Regions from separate parts of the Homo sapiens genome. Here region 2 is linked to region 1. Evidence: chromatin loops called from intact Hi-C (ENCODE). Cell type or tissue: OCI-LY7. All regions are shown on one strand. Each heading gives the region's core, and the rest is flanking DNA. Links, peaks and the distances in the headings are about the cores only.

What was found. Hi-C counts contacts between places; a loop is a spot of excess contacts. Peaks named below come from ENCODE experiments on the same cell type or tissue, not always from the same donor. Only the 100,000 strongest peaks of a DNase experiment are listed, where the experiment ranks them.
Region 2: it touches region 1 in a loop (2.1-fold over the local background); 1 of 110 quality-filtered maps calls a loop at or near these places.

Annotation. Positions count from the first base shown.
Region 1 is chr2:144,587,788-144,592,191 of GRCh38, forward strand. No RefSeq gene overlaps it. Among named protein-coding and RNA genes, the nearest start is that of LINC02993, 66 kb to the left of the region's middle. In OCI-LY7, for the core only: CTCF peaks have their summits at 1,823 and 2,025; no DNase peak of the experiment used is centred there.
Region 2 is chr2:144,246,603-144,251,006 of GRCh38, forward strand. The region is part of intron 1 of QTMAN (queuosine-tRNA mannosyltransferase); the gene reads right to left. Among named protein-coding and RNA genes, the nearest start is that of QTMAN, 84 kb to the right of the region's middle. In OCI-LY7, for the core only: a CTCF peak has its summit at 1,814; a DNase peak (open chromatin) is centred at 1,939; H3K27ac peaks cover 578 bases.

The DNA of each region.
Region 1 (4,404 bases), core at 145-4,144:
AACTCAACCGAGAAAAGAAGAGTGTGTATTGGAGAAAAGAACTTGTGCAGTTAAATAACTCAGTCTGTAGAATTGAATATAGCTGCTGACTACGGCCTGAGGATGTGGACTCTCAGCTATAGGAGTTGACCAAATTATTCACAAATGCTGGACAACTCAGGAGAAGAAGAAGGAAGGGAAGAAATGAAGGTCAGAAGGGCAAAAACAGAGAGAAAAAGCCCAAGTGAACAAAGGAGAGCGACAAAAGATTATATTACATCAAATTATTCTGGAGTTTTGATACCAGTTCATCACTAGAGAAAAATGATATCCTTTAGGCAGAGTTGTATGATTTACATCTATAATTATTTGGGTGTGGGATAACCTAGAAACGAAGAGTATAACAAAATTATATTTAATGGAAATGATAACAAAACCTTTTGAGCTTAAGTGATACTTTGTGAAAAAAAGATGTAGAAAATCCAAGTTTATCTTTTAATCTGGTTTTTTTCCCTATTTTAGCGTGTTGCGTTTAATTAAAAACAAAACGCAAGCTACAATCAACTTTGATTTAGTTTCAAATCTACAGTCTTTTTCTTTATTTCTCCACTAGGTTCTGTCCGTGTCATATCTCAAAGCCAGTCAAGATCTACCTGCTCATTGAAGGTTTCATTTCTTACATGATGAGATACAATATTATTCATAAACCTATAGAAACACGTATGTTTTTTATTATTTATTGTGGTCGTGAACTCTGTTTTTCTCCACATGTAAGAAAGCAGGGATAGTGTCTTCATATTTAAAAAATGTGTGCAAAACACACGGCATAGTGTGCCGCATCCACGCTTTTTCCAATAAATGTTAATTGATGTTGATGAGAGAGCACATGTCACTAACAAGAACCTCCTGCCTAACTCTGGGTTTCAGAGGCCTGAAGATTCTTGTGAGCTGGAATGATGCCCTATTGTTGCAATTCCTTATGTTTAGGATAAATGAAGAGATAGTTTCCCTCTTTAAAAGCAGTTTCATTGGTCAATTTAGCATGATATGTGCATTGCTTGTATTGATTGCTCAAGAGTTACTCAATTCAGAAAATTAAAAATATACACCCTATAGTATACAGTATATACTACATAGATGCTGTGTATACTAAAGATACTGGGTATCCGTAGTATGTAGTATATGTAGTATACACAGTATCTATGTAGTATACACTATGTAGTATATACTACATATACACAGTGTCTATGTACGGTATACACACACTACACACACTACATAGATGCATATTGGGCAATATGGAATTTTAAAACAAGAAACAAAAAGATAGTATTTCTACTTTGAGGAAAACCAACATATTTGTGTAAAAGAAATAAAACTCTTTAAAATTAGCTGTTTTAGATTTGACATTTATTCATCAATAAATATTTACAAAATATCTACCAAATACAGAGATGAAGAAGGCACCATGATGCCCTCCGAGAGCTGTTAATGTAATGGGTTTAAGACAACCACAATAGAATGAAGAACTTTATTTTTCACAAGACAGCCAAAGAATGCTGAAATGAAAATGACAAAAACATCTAACGTTGAAGAGTCCTTCTTACGGGCCAGGTGATATATGGTCTATTTTAGGTGTGTTGCCTCCCGTAATTTGCACAATGACTTCATAAGGCAGGTACTCTTACTTCCTCTGCCTTGTTTCAACCTGGCCTTCCCAGATGAAGCAACCAGGAGCGATAAGTTGTAGTAAGTTGCTGGAGGGCACACAGCTAGCACATGGCAGTGGCGGGCATGTGAATGGGGGCAGTATGACCGTACAGCTGAAGATGCCAACCATTATACTCCACTGCCTCCTAGGGGGTGGGGAAGGAGAAATCATGTTTGATTGGGGAGCGGTCAAAAATGGTTTCTTTTCTTTTTCTTTTCTTCTTCTTCTTCTTTTTTTTTTTTTTTAGACAGAGTTTTGCTCTTGTTGCCCAGGCTAGAGTACACTGGCGCGATCTCGGTTCACTGCAACCTCCGACTCCCGGGTTCAAGCGATTCTCTTGCCTCTGCCTCCTGAGTAGCTGAAATTACAGGCGCCCGCCACCATGCCCGGCTAATTTTTTGTATTTTTAGTAGAGATGGGGTTTCACCATGTTGACCAGGCTGGTTCGAACTCCTGACCTCAGGAGATCTGCCCACCTCGACCTCCAAAAGTGCTAGGATTACAGGCCTGAGCCACCATGCCCGGCCATAAATGGTTTCTTGAGAAGGGGACGTTTCATTCTGGGTCTTAAAGGATTGACAGGAACTTGTGGCAGGTAGAGCTATTGGGAGAGAATGCCAGTTTGGTTGTGCAGGGGCCGAGCTCAGGACTGGGTAAACAGACCTCAGTGGGGCACCGGATATATGCAAGGGGTGCAGTTGGGAGGTGGGGCAGTTAGGGCTGAAAAAGGGAGGGAGGTGCAGGAATTTGGTCTAAATTCAGTAGAAGCAGAATATAAAATAGAGTAAAAGATGTGTAATAAAAAAAAACCTGAAAGATGGATATTAACGAGAACAATCACTATGCAGAGAGTTTCAATTGACAGACTTCTTAGATAAACTGGATTTTGCCGGGCGCGGTGGCTCAAGCCTGGAATCCCAGCACTTTGGGAGGCCGAGGCGGGCGGATCACGAGCTCAGGAAATCGAGACCGTCCTGGCTAACACAGTGAAACCCCGTCTGTACTAAAAATACAAAAAATTAGCCGGGCCTGGTGGCGGGCGCCTATAGTCCCAGCTGCTCAGGAGGCTGAGGCAGAAGAATGGCGTGAACCCGGGAGGCGGAGCTTGCAGTAAGCCGAGATAGTGCCACTGCAGTCCAGCCTGGGCGACAGAGTGAGACTCCGTCTCAAAAAAAAAAAATAAAATAAAAAAATAAACTGGATTTTGAGCTAGGGTTTGAAGTTTATGGGAATGGAATTGAAAAGCACGCAAGCAACCCAGAACACTGTGATTTACACAGGAGACAAGAACATAAGAAAATTGAGGAGCGCTGAAAAAAGGCCATTTTTCATGAGTTCAAGGACTTCTGAGGGATTAGGTGGAATAAGTGAATTTCTAATCCCAGGAGGCTTCTATTCCTCCTAGTCATCTCCATCTCAGCTAATGGCCCACCATCCTCTCAATGTCCAGCTCAAAAACATGACGGTTTTTTTTTATCCCTTTTTCCATCTCATTCTAAAAGATAGCCTGAATCTTCCCTGCTTCAATTCTTCATTAGATCCCCAGCAAGCAGACACTTTGCTATTTGAAAGCCTCAGTCAGATCAAGTTGCTTAATATTCCCCCAAAGGCTGCCCATTGCATTTGGAATAAATTCCAACCTGCAAGTCCCTCAAATTCCCAGCCTAACCTCATTTGGCATTTTCATTATGCATCAGCCTTCCCGCCTCCTTTCTTTTCCGTGGACTCACCAAGCTCATTGTCACCTAAGAGCATTTTTACTAATTTTTTTTGGTCCCTCTCTTCCAATAAAAAATCAGCTGAAATATCCCAGCTTTAGAGAGCCCTTCCCTGGACTAGCAGCCTAAAGCGTTGTGCCCATGAGTATTTTCTCCTCTCATTTGTGAAGAAGCAGGTCACTGTCTTTATATTTATTTTTCAAATCAATCTTTACTCCTCTATCCAATTATATTTCCTTTATAGTTCTTGTACTTTTTTGAAATTATTTTAAAACAATATTATTTGTTATCTTGCTATCTCTCTCTGGGAGAATTTCAGCTCTAGACATTCGGCCTAGAAATTCAGGACTTGCTTTATCTTATCCAGTGCTACAAACTCAGTGATCAGCAAAGTGCTTTGAACATAGTTGGTGCTCAATAAATACCTGTTAAATGGATGAAGATGAATGAAAAGAATGAGGGTGAGGATGGCTTGAGGAATGGGTAGAAGCTTGCATTTTATCTAATACATGACAGAGATTGTAGAATAAATTGGCTATGTTTTTCTACACTCTGTTTCAATAGTCAACTAAGTTGCTTTCTTCTTGCATACCAGCTTATTGATGGTGGGTAGGTGGACTAAAAGCCTTTTGTGTTGCAGGGGGAAAACAAGCCTGAGGTTTAAAGGAAAAAAATGGTCTTAGTGAATCCGCAGGGTGGGTGAGAGCTCAGCCAATATGCTCTTTGGAATCCAGACAATTCAGTGACAGTAACACTAGCGTACAAGTGCTGGGGAGGTCAGATGAGTTGAGTTTGTGACATGTGCAATCACTCTGGATGTGTTTGATTTTCCTACGGTATTTCATGGTGACTTTTAAATTTGAAAGGGAAATGACCTTGTTTCCAGTTCCTTTCCTAGCCAGTATTGCTCCTTCAACAAATTTTGGTATGTTTTATAAGTAGAGTTCTCGAGTATCTTAACAGATGGAGTTTACAAGTTTATTTTCTAGTAGAAAT
Region 2 (4,404 bases), core at 155-4,154, 340 kb before region 1:
GAAAAGAAAAGAAAACAAATTTAAAGCTCCATATATGGGTCTCCAATATAGAGTCTCAATTTACTGTGTTCCAACTATATCCCACACTCTCCTCACATGGACATAGATGCCTTCATTCTCTTACCACAGTGGACAACCTGCTGTCACCTGGCTTTTCGAGTCCCTCTGCCTTGAATCTCCTCTTCATCCTCCTCATCTTTACAGTTTTTAAAATATGACATCCTTATACCCAGACATTCTTCTACTCAGTTTTCTTCTACAGTTAAAGGAATCAAAAATGCTTGGACTTTGCAAGAGCAAGCTGGAAGACAATGGAACATAAGCATTTCCTTCCAAAAACCTATAGGAAAGTTACTTCCAACTTAGAATTTAATTATTCAAGCAAATTATCAATCAAGTGAGAAAACTGAATAAAGATATTTTTTCTGTCACAAAACCTTTCTCAGGAATACTACAGGAAACATAAACAAAAATGTAAGAGTAAGACAAGAAGGAAAACACTATGAGATCCAAGAAAAGGCAAAGGAAGTTCCTAGGTTAAGAGCAAGGAAAAATCCCAGAAGAGGCAGGTCTAGAGAATGTAATGGGAGGAGAATGGAAGTGTGCTGGAAGAATGTCTTCAAGAAAAAAATTGAAATGTATTATCTGATGCAATTCCCTTTATGGAAAATTATAAGTAGTTCATAGAAGGTATAGGAAGAATTATTAAGAGGGACAAAAAGCAAAGCAAATGAAAAAACAAGGCATTATTAATTTCATGAAATACGAAAAGTCAGAAGCAAACTTTTCATCAGAATTAATTACAATATGCTCATCTATGAATAATAGCTACATAATATAATAATGCAACACTAAGCCAAAAATTGGAATCTAACTATACTGGGAATGTGAGGGAAAGAGATGGCTGTGTAATAGTGAAAAATCTTCAAAGACCATAACATAAAGTCAACAATGTCTAAAATAAATTAACTCAAAAGATAGCAATGTGTATATATGTAATTTAGCAATGTGGAGATATATAATGACTAGAGGAAACAGATAAAAGGCTGCCTCTAGAGAAAGGACCACAGTATTTTCCTTTCTTTTTTTTGACAGGGTCTCATTTTCATATCCCAGGCTGGAGAGCAGTGGCACAATTTCAGTTCACTGCAGCCTTGACTTCCCGGGCTCAGGAGATTCTCCCACCTCAGCCCCCACCCTAAGTAGTTGGGACTACAGGCACACGCCACCACACCTGACTAATTTTTTGTTTTTTGTTTTTGTTTCTTGGTAGAGATGGGGTTTCACCATACTGCCCAGGCTGGTCTCGCACTCTTAGGCTCAAATGATCCACCGGCCTTGGCCTCCCAAAGTAACAGGATTACAGATGTGCACCACTGAGCCCAGCCACCACTGTATTTTCTAATAGGCCTTTAACAACTATTCAAATGTTAAACTAGGTGAATGTATTACTTTGGCAAAATAAGTTTTAATTTAAAAGAAACAGTCATGTTCATGAAGATGTTTCTGACAGTGTTTTACGTAATAGTAAAACACAGAAACAATCTAAACGGTCAGCAATAGGTGACTAGTTAAATAAATTACATTTTATCTGTGATAGTTAAAAAGACTATGTAGTCATTTTAAATGATGCTGTAGAAAAATATTTAGTGGACATGGAGAAATGTTCATATTATAAAATAAAAAAATGACAGGTCAAAAACAGCTAAGAACAAAACAATGAAATATACATGAAAATATGAATGGTAATTTTAGAATTTTTTTCTCTCTGTGCTTTTCTGGTTTGCTGAATTTTCTAAAGTAAATGCAGCTTCAGAAACACAAAGAAAATAAATTAAAATTGTAATGCAACTCATCACTCATGGCGCTATTTAAATAGCGTCACCTAATGATGGCCAAGCTAGAATTAACTCCTCCCTCCCAATGCAGTTTACACATGCCACTATCAGCACAGCTGCACAACCTGCTTTGTATCGCAGGTAACTGTTTATGTCTGTTCTTGCATCTGACTTACCCTGCTGAAGACAGGACAGTGTCTAACCCACCATTCAGTGTAGGCTGAATGGGATATGTCTGTGCTTCTGAAGACAATCCCCTAAAATGAGGAAATTCCAAAAACAATCTGAGTAAAGTCTTTTTTTAACTTAAAAAAAAAAAACAGAGTATTGACTGATTAGTTTTGAGAGGGATAATAGTCATATAAAATATAAGATCTCAGGTTGGTCGCTCTGATTGTTCTTCAGTCTCATCTCACATATACTGTCTCTCAAACTGACTCCTGAAACATTTTGTCCTTTGTCTGAAGCCTTCAGTGGGGCAGTGTTCAAATGTAGACCTTCAGGATTTCTTAACAGATCCATGTTTATCACCCCAAAATGACATTTACTTAAGAATTCAGTTTTTAGAACATTACTTACCCACAGTTTGACTATAGATAAATTTGGATTAGGATTATTTCTCTTTATGTGAGTGTAGGATTTCCAAATGAAGTCGAAATTTAAATGTTTAGTGGAGCAAACATGACTTTCATAATGTTTGGTTTTTATTTAGATCTAGTTTCAAAATGATTAATAAATGACGCAGCACAAATTCTAGAAACAGAACTTTTCTGGGCAAAACCAGAAAACGCTCATTTTTGTATGCAAAGGATTAACTCTTTTCTGTATGAAGGTATGAACAATCAGTACATTTTATTTTAAAAATCATAAAAAGATTCTACTATCCCATCCTAGTGGGGCTGTTTTATCCATGAGATCAACAGCTACTTTTCAGCACGCTTTCAGAATAGACCATGCATGTGTAAGAGGAGTCACAGAGAACAGAATGTTATGAAGTAAAGAGCTATTTATCCACCCTCACTTTCCCATCCCCAGAGGTCTGAGCAGGAGGGCATAAGGACAAGGCAAATGGCCTTTTACAGATTGAGGTTACACTGTCTACTGAGTGACAATTATATGGAAAAAGGACTGAATTAAAGTCTATGAATACAATAGGATCTGTACACTTTTATTCTTCAAATTGTTAATCAACATTAAAAATAAACAAGGAGGGAGGTAACTGCAAAAGGATACCTTGCTTTACAATATAATGTGCCATCAGTTGGTTTTACATATTGTTATATGTAATCCAGATTTAAATTATTACAGAGAGTGGACAACGCAGAAAACTCAAAACCAAAAATGTCAGGGATAATACCAACTGAACTTTATATGAGCATCTTAGAAATTTTAAGATAATAAAACATAAGGTTTATTTTACAAAAATTCACTTTACCATCAATTTTCGAAAAATATATCCTCTACAGTAAGCAAAATACATTCTTAAGAATTCTAGAAAATGTAAACCAATCTAAAATATAGAAAGCAGATCAGCAATTGTCTGGGAACAGAGATGGGAGACTGATTTCAAGAGGACACAAGAGATCTCTCTGGGGTGACAGCAATAAACAAATCATAAATGTGGTGGTGGTTGTAAAGCTGTATTCTTTTATCAAAACTTATCACACTGCCGTGGTTTTTGTGTTTTTTTTTTTTGTTTGTTTTTGTTTTTGTGAGATGGAGTCTCGCTCTGTCGCCCAGGCTGGAGTGGAATGGAGCCATATTGGTATCTTGGCTCACCGCAGCCTCCACCTCCCAGGTTCCAGCGATTCTCCTGCCTCAGCCTCCCAAGTAGCTGGGTTTACAGGCATGCACCATCATGCCCAGCTAATTTTTGTATTTTTAGTAGAGACAGGGTTTTACCATGTTGACCAGGCTGGTCTTGCACTCCTGAACTCATGTGCCTGCCCACCTCAGCCTCCCAAAGTGCTGAGATTACAAGCACGAGCCACCATGCCTAGCCCACACTGCCATTTAAAATGGGTAGTTTAAGTAATTTAGACCTGGATAAAATTGATATAAAAATATATCATAACAGTTGATTATATCTGATAATCATTATAATTTCCTAAAAACTTTTATGTAAATTTGTTACGTTTCTGACACAAGGTTAAACATACCATGAGTAAAAACCAGCTGTGTGAAAGTATTACTTTACACTTACCAGACATACTAACCTCTTAGTGAGATCAACACACTGCCATCCACACTATGCTTACTACACATTACTTTATATTACTGGTTAATTTTCCTGAATTGCTCTTTAAGGCCGAAAAAAAAAAAAAAAAAAAAACCTGTGCCATGTATTTATTAGCATTCCCCAATATCTAGCTCAATTCATTTCACAAATGTGCTTATTAGACACTGACTTACACCACGCAACACTTCAGAAAAGTAGTTATCTTTTCTTTCTTAGTAAAAAAAAGCAGCAAGTTCCAAACAATATTATTTTAGAAGATTAAAAGAAACTTTTTAAACTGTCATTTAAGTTTTAAAAATGTAAAATTTTAAAAGTTAAAATTTTATA